Linked DNA regions of Homo sapiens: regions 1, 2 and 4 are each linked to region 3. The links are chromatin contacts, found by Hi-C or POLR2A ChIA-PET in ENCODE. All regions are on one chromosome and are shown on one strand. Each heading gives the region's core, a stretch centred on a gene start or an enhancer-like site at or near the end of the contact. The rest is flanking DNA. Distances are from core to core; before and after follow the strand shown.

The links. A loop is a pair of places that touch in the nucleus more often than their neighbours do. ChIA-PET counts read pairs that join two places held with the same protein, here RNA polymerase II (POLR2A). Pooled maps may share reads with other maps.
Region 1: a pooled map shows a loop between it and region 3 (4-fold over the local background). The contact joins the promoter of KIAA1614 here to the promoter of XPR1 in region 3. A Hi-C loop is called at or near these places in 8 of 37 single-sample maps with no recorded cell type and 8 of 50 pooled maps. POLR2A ChIA-PET finds 5 or more read pairs at or near these places in 3 of 52 experiments (H1 and WTC11).
Region 2: a loop to region 3 is called in a map of CD4-positive, alpha-beta T cell, with 2.0 times the contacts of the local background. The contact joins the promoter of KIAA1614-AS1 here to the promoter of XPR1 in region 3. A Hi-C loop is called at or near these places in 2 of 168 maps with a recorded cell type or tissue (CD4-positive, alpha-beta T cell and naive thymus-derived CD4-positive, alpha-beta T cell) and 9 of 50 pooled maps. POLR2A ChIA-PET finds 5 or more read pairs at or near these places in 1 of 52 experiments (CD8-positive, alpha-beta memory T cell).
Region 4: a loop to region 3 is called in a map of naive thymus-derived CD4-positive, alpha-beta T cell, with 3 times the contacts of the local background. The contact joins the promoter of LHX4 here to the promoter of XPR1 in region 3. A Hi-C loop is called at or near these places in 1 of 168 maps with a recorded cell type or tissue (naive thymus-derived CD4-positive, alpha-beta T cell) and 7 of 50 pooled maps.

Annotation. Positions count from the first base shown.
Region 1 is chr1:180,911,544-180,914,243 of GRCh38, forward strand. KIAA1614 reads left to right here and starts at 1,354. Exons shown (of 9, transcript NM_020950.2): 1 at 1,354-1,750. The coding sequence starts at 1,701. It overlaps LINC02816 (long intergenic non-protein coding RNA 2816), which reads left to right. Exons shown (of 4, transcript NR_185877.1): 4 at 1-2,513. RefSeq lists a silencer at 1,150-1,449.
Region 2 is chr1:180,953,603-180,956,393 of GRCh38, forward strand. KIAA1614-AS1 (KIAA1614 antisense RNA 1) reads right to left here and starts at 1,285. Exons shown (of 2, transcript NR_145481.1): 1 at 1,066-1,285. RefSeq lists a silencer at 340-879 and an enhancer at 915-1,520.
Region 3 is chr1:180,630,694-180,633,393 of GRCh38, forward strand. It overlaps XPR1 (xenotropic and polytropic retrovirus receptor 1), which reads left to right and starts at 1,329. Exons shown (of 15, transcript NM_004736.4): 1 at 1,329-1,577. The coding sequence starts at 1,509. RefSeq lists enhancers at 1,193-1,693, 1,694-2,194 and a silencer at 1,689-2,068.
Region 4 is chr1:180,228,922-180,231,752 of GRCh38, forward strand. It overlaps LHX4 (LIM homeobox 4), which reads left to right and starts at 1,343. Exons shown (of 6, transcript NM_033343.4): 1 at 1,343-1,684. The coding sequence starts at 1,609. RefSeq lists a silencer at 784-913.

The DNA.
Region 1 (2,700 bases), core at 104-2,603, 280 kb after region 3:
AGGATATCAGGACACTCCTAAGTCTGGGTCTGTTTAGCAAACGTTATTAATTTGTTCTCTTAACCGTAAATATCTAGAAGCTGGGTATAGCTAACTCACTGGGAATGTGGCCCAGCAAGTCCCAGCCTCATTTTCCTCGCCCTCACACAAGATGGAGTCGCTCTGGTTCGAAGCCTCTGACGTAACCTTGGGCCTGTACTGTGACACAGAGGGTTTGCACTGGATAATCTCTCAAGCTCCTAGATTGCCAAGACGCCAGTCCACTCACAGCTCCCCAGGCTCCGCTCTCCTGTTGCCCTGCCAGACGCCCCTTCCCCCACCTTGTGCAGAGTAACCCCCTCCTGACTCAAGAGGCAGCCCCTCTAGAAAACTTCCTTCCCCTCCTCCCCTGCCCCGGTACATATTGCGCGGCCCTTACTGTTGCTGTGTCTGTCCTGTCATCTGGAGGTGCACAACTACCCCATGCTTCACAGTGAAGCCAGTCGGCTGAAGGAAAGATGAACGGGCACTTTCTCTTTGTAGAGATTTCCGGAATCTCCTGAGGCCACTTTTATTGCTTCCCGTCTTTGTGAAAAAATAGGCTTGGAAATAGGTGAGGCTCGGTCACCCCCTCTGGGTGGAAGGAGAAAGCAAGCTCCGTCGGTTTGGGCCGCGGCTGCAGGGAATGCCCCTGGTTGCGACCCCCGTCCCGCGCTGGGGAAAGTGATCTGCTCGAGAGCCCCCAGGACCCTGAGAACCGGTCCCCACCCAAGGCGGCGGCGGGCAATTCCGGCACCGCGGCAGACGGGATGCGCGGAGCGCGTTCCCTCCGGGTTTCCCTCACGCCTCTGGAGAGCGGGAACCAACGACCTTGACCTCGGAGGAAACGGCTCTACGGAGCGATGGACGGCCCCACAGAGAGGGCGGCCGGCTCCTCTGGAAAACTTGTCCACACAAAAGGCATTCCTCAGCTTCCACCCCGAAAGGCGAGCCCTGGGTGTAGGGTTACCAGCGGCGCGCGGAGCCCGCCGAGAACGTGGTGCGCCCCCAGCTCCTGCCCGCGCTCCCCGGCCTCCGTGCGCCCCGCGCGCCTCCGCTCTTGCGCCCGCTTTCCCGCGGGGAAGGGGCCACCGCCCTGCGAGGCTGGCGGCCGCCCCGTCGTCCCCAAGCTCGGGGCCGCCCTGGACTTCCATCCCGCGCCTCTGACGGCCGGGGACACTCGCTCCCTGGGCCGCGGCTCAGGAGAGGCGGCCCCGCGGGGCTCCGGGCGGGGTGGGAGGCCGAGGCCCGGCTCCTCCAGCCCCTCCCGCGGCCCCACCTCTCCGCGCTCGGCTCCCTCTGCCCAGCGCGGGCCGGGAAGGCGCGGGCTTGGCCGCTCTTCCCCTCCACGGCAAAGCCGTGAACGGACAGCTGATGCCACTTCCTTCCCTGCCAGCGCCCTCCCTGCCCGACCCCGCTTCCCGTCCTCTCGCCGGGAGGGAGTGCGGCCCGTGGGGCGCTGCGCCGGCCAGACCCACCCGGGGCCCGGGGGCTGCCAGCAGAGCCGGGAGCTGGCCCGGCCTCGGCGCCGTCCCGGACCCCCAGTCGGCCGCGCCCCGAGGGGCGAGGCCTGCGGGCCGCACTCCCTCCGGCCCCGGATTCGGGGCTGGAAGTCCCTCCCCGAACCCAGCAGCTGGCCTGGGAGGGAGAAGGGGCTGGAGAGGGCCTGGCCTCTCCGAGGGATGGAGGGGACAGAGGCGGCGGCGGCCAAACCCGCGGGCGGCAGCCCCCAGTGAGTATAGAGGAGGCAGCGCCGGGCCGGCCGGGCGGGGGTGGCGGACCGGCGGGGCGGAGGAGCGGGGAGCCCAGGTCGCCCCGGCCACTGGGAAGCGGGCCTCCCACGGGCTCGGAGCTGGAAGGGTCGTGGGGAGGCCCGCCCTTCACGTCCATCTTCGTTTGGCCCCTCTGAGTTAGGGGAAATACATCACAGTGCTTGGGCCATAGAACCAGGCAGCTCCGAGCTGACCGATCTTCCCGAAAGCCCGTGCCCAGGGGACTCCAGTGGGAGGGTCTCATTCTTTAAGGTCTCTGGCGTGCTGTTCCAGAGTTTACCCATCAACAATTCTTACTTTAATTTTTTGGAGCCAGGGTCTCGCTCTGTCGCCCAGGCTGGAGTGCAGTGGTGCGATCATGGCTCACTGCAACCTCGACCTCCCGGGCTCAAGCCCGGCCTCCTCTGGCTTCAGCCTCCCCAAAAACAAAAAGTTATTTTAACTTAACAGAAATTGCTCATATTACATTCTAATCCCCTGTTTTCTGGATTGGACTTTAGAGGAGAAGAAGGAGATGCAAAGAGAAACTTGCTGCATTCTAGATTAACTCATAGAACAAATTATTTCTGTCCTCCTAAAGATAATCCTTAAACTTTACTGGCTTAAAACTGGTGTGACATTTCGCATTATATGTGTATTTTGCTTTATAAAATATGTGCATTCCTGAAAGCTTGTGTATAAATTGAATTGTAATAAACGACTACAGAGAGACTTGCCATTTAAGAGAATTTTATGGTGAATACTTGGTCCGTGTTACGAAGTGGATAACTCCTAATTTGTAGTGTATACACATAAGGATTTTTATGCACAAAGTTTACTTCAAGGGGGGGGGGACATCTAGATGTGTGATATTAAAGTTGTATTTTTCTCAGAAGGTAGAATCAATATTAAAACGCTGTGGCATGTAGAT
Region 2 (2,791 bases), core at 35-2,534, 320 kb after region 3:
GCACAGAAACGAAGCAGCCACATGCAAAGGTGTGGGTATTCCCGGTGTCTAACTTATGTCCCTCCCGCGGTTCACAGAAGGCCCCTGACACTGGGACTACACGGAGCAGAAAGTGGCACCCCTTTGCCTCAGGCACCTCAGTCTCCTCGGGGCTTGGGGGCATTTTCAGAAGCCACCCGCAGAACCAGCGTCCCGGGCGGCGGCTGGTTTTCCCCTCTTTCCCGGGGGCCCCCCTCTGTCGCTGCGGGGTGCAGCGGCGGCGAGAGATATCCGCAGCTGGCACCCGGTGTCCCGGGAGGGAGAATCGGGGTCTGTCGCGGGCCCTGCGACCAGGAGGCGACTGTGCCCTCAGCAGCTGCCCCGCGCCCGCCCCGCCCTCAGGCCACTAGAGGCAACCTCGCAGCGACTCCGGTGCCCCCCCAAGTCTCCCTGGCAGGGCGGGCTGTCCCCACCGGCCAGGGCAGGCAGCGGGCGGCCGCTTGCTCTGCACCCGCAGACTCCGCGCCAGCCGCGCCTTCCCGGCCACGCGGCCGCCCGCGGAGTGTTCCCGCCGCGCAGACAGGAGGCGTGGGGCCAGGCAGCACAGCCAACAGCCTCTGTCCGCGTCCTCCCGCGGGGCCTCGCGCGGGCGGGGGTGAGAGGGGAGCGGCCCGTTGCGCTGCCTGGGGGTCGCCAGGGCCTTCGTGCCAAGGCCGCTTCCGCGAGGCGGGGTGTGTCCAGCAGGGCACCGGCTGTTAGAGCCGCGGGGGCCTGCAGCCTGAGGGTGGAGGGAGGGCGGGCTCGCGGGAGTTTTGCAAACCCCGCCCCCAGCACACGCGCGCACGCGTACACGCACACACACTGCTGGGCTCACCCTGCCTTTGAGAAACGCACGGCTGGGGAGGCGGACGGGGCCTACTGGTGCACCGCACGGTCCCGGGCCTTGCTGAAAGGTGATGTGGAGGCGGCGCGCCGAGCCAGACTGGGAGGATGAGCTGGAGCTGGCCGGAGGGATGGGGAGGAAGTGGGGCGACCTATGGACCCTCATGTCCGTGGGGCGGGGGCGGGGTGTGCAGGAATGAGTACCTGGTGCATGAGTGTCCCCAGCTTTCAGGCGTGCTGGAAAAACCGCAGGCCGGCTCGAATTTTGGAAACCAGTGTTAACCAGGACTTCAAGGACCTGCCTTCGTTGGGCTGTCCCTCGCCTTGCCCTGCCAGCTACGCAAATGTTCCAGAGCTCTGTTGAGGTCATTAAATCACCCTGAATCCATACGGCAACACTGCGAGAGAGAGACTATTATACCAGGCTAACGCACGAGGAGTCCGAGGCTCAAAGGTTAATTCACAGATAGATCCAAGGTCTGGGAGCCAATCAAAAGCGGAGGCAGGATTTGAACCTGGCCCTCTGTGACTTCCAGCCAGCATCCTTCCACCCTCCTGGGTCCCTCTGCAGCTCACCTCCCTTGGAGGCCCTCGAGCAGCTCTGGAGGCCCTGCTTGGCCTGCCCGCCACTGACCTTCACCAGGACGCAGGGGCTCTCATTTTGGTTTTTCTTCTGGGAAGTGGGGCTGGAGAAGAGCAGGCAGATCCCTTTCCAGGGCAGTGTTTCCAAACTGCAGGCACAATTCACTCATGGGTTATAAAAGCAATTTTGTGGGTTGAGACCAACATTAAATTAAAATAAAAATTAGAGTGCTTTATACAAGCCAAGGGTAGGTTAGGTTTTGAGAAATGCTTCTGCAAGTGTGTACCGAGTTGTAATTTAAAGTGGGTTATGGCTCTGTTCTGCGGGGAGGCAGAAGAAACCCTCAGGGCTATGGCCTGGCCCCTGGGGTAGTGGGGAAGAGGCCTCCATCCTAGATGCCCAGGTGTCCTGGGCAGCTGTTTGTTTCCACCTCTTTTCCGGGTGTGCCAAGAAGAGGCCTATGACCCAGGAGAGGAGGGCAATGATGCGACTGTGGACTTCTTAGTCTTCCAAACTGCCTCTGGGCACAGGATTCTTGTGTGGGTATTATTGGCAGGAGCTTTGTTTGTTGGCTCCTGGATCCCACTAGCCCCAACTTCACCCATCCATGCACCCACCTACTCTCTCATGCTTTATGCATGTGCCTTGGCTGGAATGCCTTTTCCCTGTCCCCCCACAAACCCCGTGGCAGCCTTCAAAAATATTAGAGGTGTCTGTCTCTGGAAGCATTCCCGATACTGCATGCTGACTTCGGCTCCTCCCCTTAAATCCCATAGGATCTTGTACCAAGGGCTCTTTATTGTGACTCTTTAGGTAGAATTGCTTGTTTATCCTCCACTAAACTTACCTGGCAACAAGTGGACTTCCCTAGTTCATCTACCCAACCCATTTCCCACCCCAAGTCCCCAGACTAGTTCTGGAGCGACTCAAAAGGCCCTGCTGCACCTGCATGAACAGGCCTTCCCCTTTCTCCCTCCCTCCCCCACATATCCGCAGAGAAGTTTCCCTCTTTCCTACAAAGCCAGAGCACCTGCTTAGAAATGGCAAGAGCCTTCCTTGGCAAGAAGCTCTGCCCAGCGCTCTCTGGCTGTGGGTTGGCCAGGTCGGAGTGCTGGACCCTGAGGAAAGGGGCTGCGGGGACTGGCGCTGATATGTGCCCATGGAGCCAGGGCTTAACAGCTGCCCTGCCAGTCCTGGAGGGTATCCGGAGCTCTCCTGTGGCTGCCAGGCTGCCTGCCGGGCCTGCCTTTGTCTTGTCCTTCTGCAGTCTGGGCTCAGGCCCCTACTCACAGTGTGGAGCTGCCCTTAGGGTTCTGGCCCAGTGCCAGGCACTGGGGAGGGGCCTGT
Region 3 (2,700 bases), core at 79-2,578:
GAAAGGGGAAAAAAGTACATGGAGAAAAAAAGACAACAGCAGAGAATGATATCTCAGAGCACTGCTCCAGGCATAGCAGTTCCCTAGTAAATCTTGAAATCTCATCAAAATTGTGAGGGTTAGGCTGAGCAAGGTGGCTCATGCCTGTAATTCCAGCACTTTAGGAGGCCTAGGTGGGAGGACTGTTTTAGCTCAGGAGCTCAAGACCAGCCTGGGCAACATAGCAAGACCCACATCTCTCCCAAAAATAAACAAAAAAATTAGTTTGGCATAATGGCATGTGCCTGTAGTCCCAGCTACTCAGGGGGCTGAGGTGGGAGGATGGCTCACAAACCTATGTGAGGTAAGGCTGCAGTGAACCATGATGGTGTGACTGCACTCCAGCCTGGGCAACAAAGCGAGACCAAAAAAAAAAATGTTAGAATCAAGGGACAAAGTACATGTAAGAGGTTTAGAATAGCACTTGGTACAGGAACAGTGAGTGCTCAATAAATTATTATTAGGTCTCCTCCACCCAGGGTAGGACCTGGGTTTCTGTCCTGAATTGGGACTTCCAAGACAATCACTCCCACACTCAATGTAGTACAGAGCTCTGTGAGTGATCTCTGCCCATGTTCCCCAGGGACACTTCAGCCTGGGTGCTGGGCCTGTTTCCGGTTTTACTGGGGTGGGCTTAGAGCTGTACTTCTACGGGGTTCTCTTTCCTCTCAACGTTGGTTTCCCTCCCAACCCTCACCCCCAACCCCAGGAAGCTCAGTTTACAAGTGCGGTCGGTACCCTCATTTGGTGTTTTTATTGGCTTTTCTGATAGCCCCTGGACTAGACAATTACATTGAAATTCAGAAGCAGCATGCACTTTTTGGCATTGATGTCTTTAATTAAATTCAATAAGCACTTATTGAGCACCTAGAGTGTGTAAAATACTGTTCCTTTAAATACATTTAGTCCTGAACTGTTTTAGCTTCTTAGTTTGGATTAGTGCTGATCCATTTCTTAAAGGTTTTATGAAGCATAAATATCAAAATGGAAAAATATTTGCACAGTTCTTTGTAAATATAAACGTCTTGTGTGGATTATTGTTGCTACAGTATTAATATTAACTGCAGTAACAACACTGCTGCTTCCCAGACAGGCGGTAGAAAGCAGCTGTAGGCCAACAGGAGCCAGACTGAAGAGATCCAGGGAGGTGCCTCCAGCACGTACGGCCCACAAGGGGCGGAGTCTTAAGAAGCGTACCCAAGCCCCACCCCTTACAGCACCCCCTTCGTCAGGGCGGTGTAGGCGGTTACCATGGCGATGACGTCCAGAGGGCGGGGAGGGGCGGGGCTATGGAGAGGAGGAGGAAGATGGCGGGCGGGCTGCTCTGAAGAGACCTCGGCGGCGGCGGAGGAGGAGAGAAGCGCAGCGCCGCGCCGCGCCGGGGCCCATGTGGGGAGGAGTCGGAGTCGCTGTTGCCGCCGCCGCCTGTAGCTGCTGGACCCGAGTGGGAGTGAGGGGGAAACGGCAGGATGAAGTTCGCCGAGCACCTCTCCGCGCACATCACTCCCGAGTGGAGGAAGCAATACATCCAGTATGAGGTACCGGCACGGCTGGGGTGTGGGAGGACTCGGAGGGGCCACCATCTCGCCAGTCCTGACGTCCACCGCCGCCTTCCGCTTCAGCTGGCTCCCTGTGCCCGGGCAGACTTTGACCCGCTGCCGCGGGGAGCCACTGCGGCATCCCCGCCGCGGCCGGCCGCCTCCCGGCTCCGCTGTCCTTCCCCTCCCCCGCAGCCCCGCTGCCGCCGGGGTAACGGATATGCAGGCGGAGGGCCGGGAGGAAAGGCGCTGCCCGGGCCGGGGCCGGGGCCGGGGAACGGTGGGAGGGTGAGCTGCAGGTGGGGGAGTCACGGTGCGAGGGCAGCCCCGGGTCGCGGCTGTTCCGCGCTAATCCCCTTCTCCCCACTCGCCCTGACCTCTCGTCCCCACCCTGGGCGAGCGCCCCCTCGCCAAGGTTAGGTCTTGTTTCTCTCTCTACACCTCTCACCAAGGAATCCTTGTCTTCCAAGAGAAGCCCCTCCAGTGATTTCCTTCATTCCAAAGAGCCCTTCGGCTTTTTCCCACTTGCCCACTGTTGACAAAGGCTTTGTAACGGGGTTGAAACTTGACTTAAGTGTGTATCACATATGTAGTGGTTATAGTTTTTGTAAACACGTTGTAATCAACTATTCTGCTTTGATAATAAGACTCTTTTTACTGATTGCATGAAGTCTACAGAGTAATAACATCTTTGTTTTTGCCTCTTGTTTTGGAATGGAGGGAAGAGAAAGGAGAGAAGAGAATTATTAACATTTTTTTATTTTCTGCTAAGTTTTTGCTAGCTGGGGAGAAAATTAGTATATTGTAAACAATATACCTTACCTGTGTATTACAGAAATCATGCTCCCCATTCCCTCCCAATTTCTGTGCTAACACTGCTGGAAGGTATTTAATAGATAATAAGGAACCTTACATTAATAAAGGGAAAAATAAAGATAATGAACCCATTTATATGTTCAGAAGACAAGATACCTAAGAGGCTTTAAGCATTGCAATAGGTTATTCTCAGTAGCTGGCAATTCAGCTCCTGGATAGAGAAAGACAGACTTATCTGTAACCTCCAGGAATTCACATCTGTTTTGTGTGCAGGAACAAAGAATATAAAATCAATATGAACACACAT
Region 4 (2,831 bases), core at 93-2,592, 400 kb before region 3:
GCATTTCTGGAAGGAAATGCCGTGGGGGCTGGGGGCAGGAGAGCGGCTGGGTCTTGGGGCAGACGGGGTGGGCTTCCCGCGCCTGCAGCCCGGAGGCGTCGAGCGCCTGATGGAGCGTCAGAGGAGACCTCGTCCCAGCGTTGGGCCTTCTGTTGTATTTCTGCCAGAAACTCGCGTTGAGGAGAATTTGTTTTAAGCGTTTCTCTACCTGTCCATGCATCTCGTAAATACAGTAAGCATGGCAAGCCCTTTCGCTGGTTAACCCCGGCGTCCGTGTGCTCACTGCCGCCCTGCACGCACGAGGTCGCGGATGGTTCAAAGCACCCGCGGTGGCAGCCGGAGAGGCAGAGCGGGCTCTAGGGACCTAAGACAGGGCCGAGCTGGACGACTGGTGGCAGGGCGGCCGGGGAGGCCCCGCCGCGGGGAGGTTTGGGCCCCCTACCCTGCGGAACTGGAGGCAAGTGCGGACTCCGGCTGCAGGCCGCGGTCTGCGGGGACGCGCGCGGGGGGCCTGCGTCCCGCCACCTCCGCGCACAGCCCCTGGTCCCCTTCCCCAGCCCGGGCCGGCGCCGCCCGCCGCGTGACTCGCGCGTTCCGGGCCGAGTACGGGCTGTCCCTTGGCCCAGCCTCAGCCAGACGCGGGGGAGAGAGAGCAGGGGCTGGGAAGTGCCGGCAGGAAAGGAATTGGCCAGGGGAAAGAGGAGGAGGAAGATAGATGGAGTCATCGGTTACGGAGCGCGCTCCGTCCGGCGGAGCGAAGCCGGGGACCGAGAGCGCGCAAGGCGAAGACACAGCGACGCAGCCCCGTCCCCGGCCTCCGGACCGCCTGCCCCGCTCGGCCCCGGCTCGGCTCCGCCCCGCCCCTGGGTCCGAACGGAGGAGTGAGGAGGACACGAGCCGCGCGGGCTTGGAACCCACGAAGACCCGCAAACCCAGGGCGCCGCCGTCTCCGACCACCTGCTGCCGCGGCAGGCCATCAGCAGAATTTATACCCAGGGCGCGAGCCCGCCACGGCTGGGCGGAGGCGGAGGCGGAGGCGGGGAGGGGGGGGGGGTGCCGGCTTGCGAGGCCCCGCCCCGCTCCCTGCCGCCCCGCCCCCCTCCGCCCCGCCGGCCTCACTCGGGGCGCCGGGACCCCCACTCCCTCCGGGGTCGGCTGCCCGCCGCCGGGTTGGGGGATGTGCCGAAGGGCGGGCCTCCCTGCGGAAAGCGACGTCACGGCCGCTCCTGCAGTGTGAATGAATCAAAACGCCCGGGTGACCGCGGCCTCCCGGGCGGCCGGCACGCGAAGGGTGGAGGGGGAGGGGGAAGGAGCGGGCGGGGGAGGGAAGAGGAAAAAAGCCAGAGCTGCAGCAACAGCGTCTCAACCTGGGATGTGCACCAACCCCGGAGAGCGAGATCAAAGGGACTGGAAACAGACTGGGGACTGGCGGGGGGAGGGGGCCGGCCAGCCTGTGGAGTCCTCCCTGAGAAGCGGAGGGCCCGGCTTCCACCGTGACTCCAGCGGCCTGCTTGGGGTTTTAATTATTATTTTGAAATTTCTGAATCGAGCTAGAGCGAGAGAGCGAGAGATCTCCGTAGACTGCGACTCGCTGGCTTTCGCTCCGAGATGATGCAGAGTGCGACTGTCCCCGCGGAAGGGGCTGTCAAGGGGCTCCCGGAGATGCTAGGTGTGCCGATGCAACGTAAGACACCCCCCTTTCTCGCTGATTTAATTCTAACAAGACAGCTAGCAGCCTCAGCCGCTGCGGGGCGGGCCGGACGCCGCTCAGGGGCCGGGAGGGGCTGGCGGCCGGGGCGCAGAGGCGGTCACAGGGCAGGGGCACCAGCCAGAGTGCGTTTGAGGGGGCCAGGCTCTTGGCTGTTTGGGGCCGAATGTGAACGCCTCCTGGATCATGCTTGAGGCGAGCCGAGTACCGAACCCCGCATCTCCAGCCCAAGGCTTTTCTTGGAACGCTGGGGAGAGTGCTGTTTGGGGACACCCAGGGGTACGAGCTGTAGGCCAGGCCTGAGGGCGAGGGTGGTCCCCACAAATCTTCTTTCGCCGGCGTGACGGTCAGCGCTTGCAGGACCGCTAGTGCAACTTCACCCCAGCTGGCGGGAAGTTGGAGAGCGCGTCTCTCGCCCCTGGGGCTGGCGGCGGAGAAGCCCCGGCCACACTCTTAGTCCCTGCGGCCCGCGCCCCGGGCGTGCGTGCCGGGTGAGTCCCCAGCCGCTACTGCCCGCGGCGCCCGCCGCGTGCGCCGCGGGAAACTGACTGCTCCTTGTGAGGGAATCTGCTCGCGCATTCCAGCTAGCCTAGGAATGCAGGGGAGGGAGAAGCGACCGCAAGTTGTGAATTCCGGGTTCAGCCTTTGCGCACGCGAGGGCAGGTGCTCAGGGTGGCTCGGGTTTGGAGGGGTAGAGACGGGGGTGTGTGGGAGCTTTGCTAGCCTGCCCGCCCGCTTTCTTCCCGCGCCCGAAATTAGCGAGACAGCCGGAGCTCGCGGCGTGTTTATCCCCAAGTCTCTCTCTGTGTGTATGGGTGTGCGCGCGCAGAGATTTTCCCGAAGGGAATCCGTCTCTGTGCTTCACTCCTGAGCGAGAGTCCCCGAGAGGGAATCTGTGCAGAGGCCAGAACAGGTGCCCAGTCGTCGCGCGCGCGCGCGCGCGCGCGCGACAAGCGCCGGGAGAGTCCTGCCCCTGTGGCTTGCACGCTCAGCAGGGCGCCCCGGGCACCCTGGAGAGACCAAGGAGTTCCTCGCTCCGCTTGCCAAGGGGTTGTACTTCCGCCTGCGACTTCTTTAGTGGTGCGGTAGCTACATCTTCGGGGTTTACTTTAAGTAAGGGCCG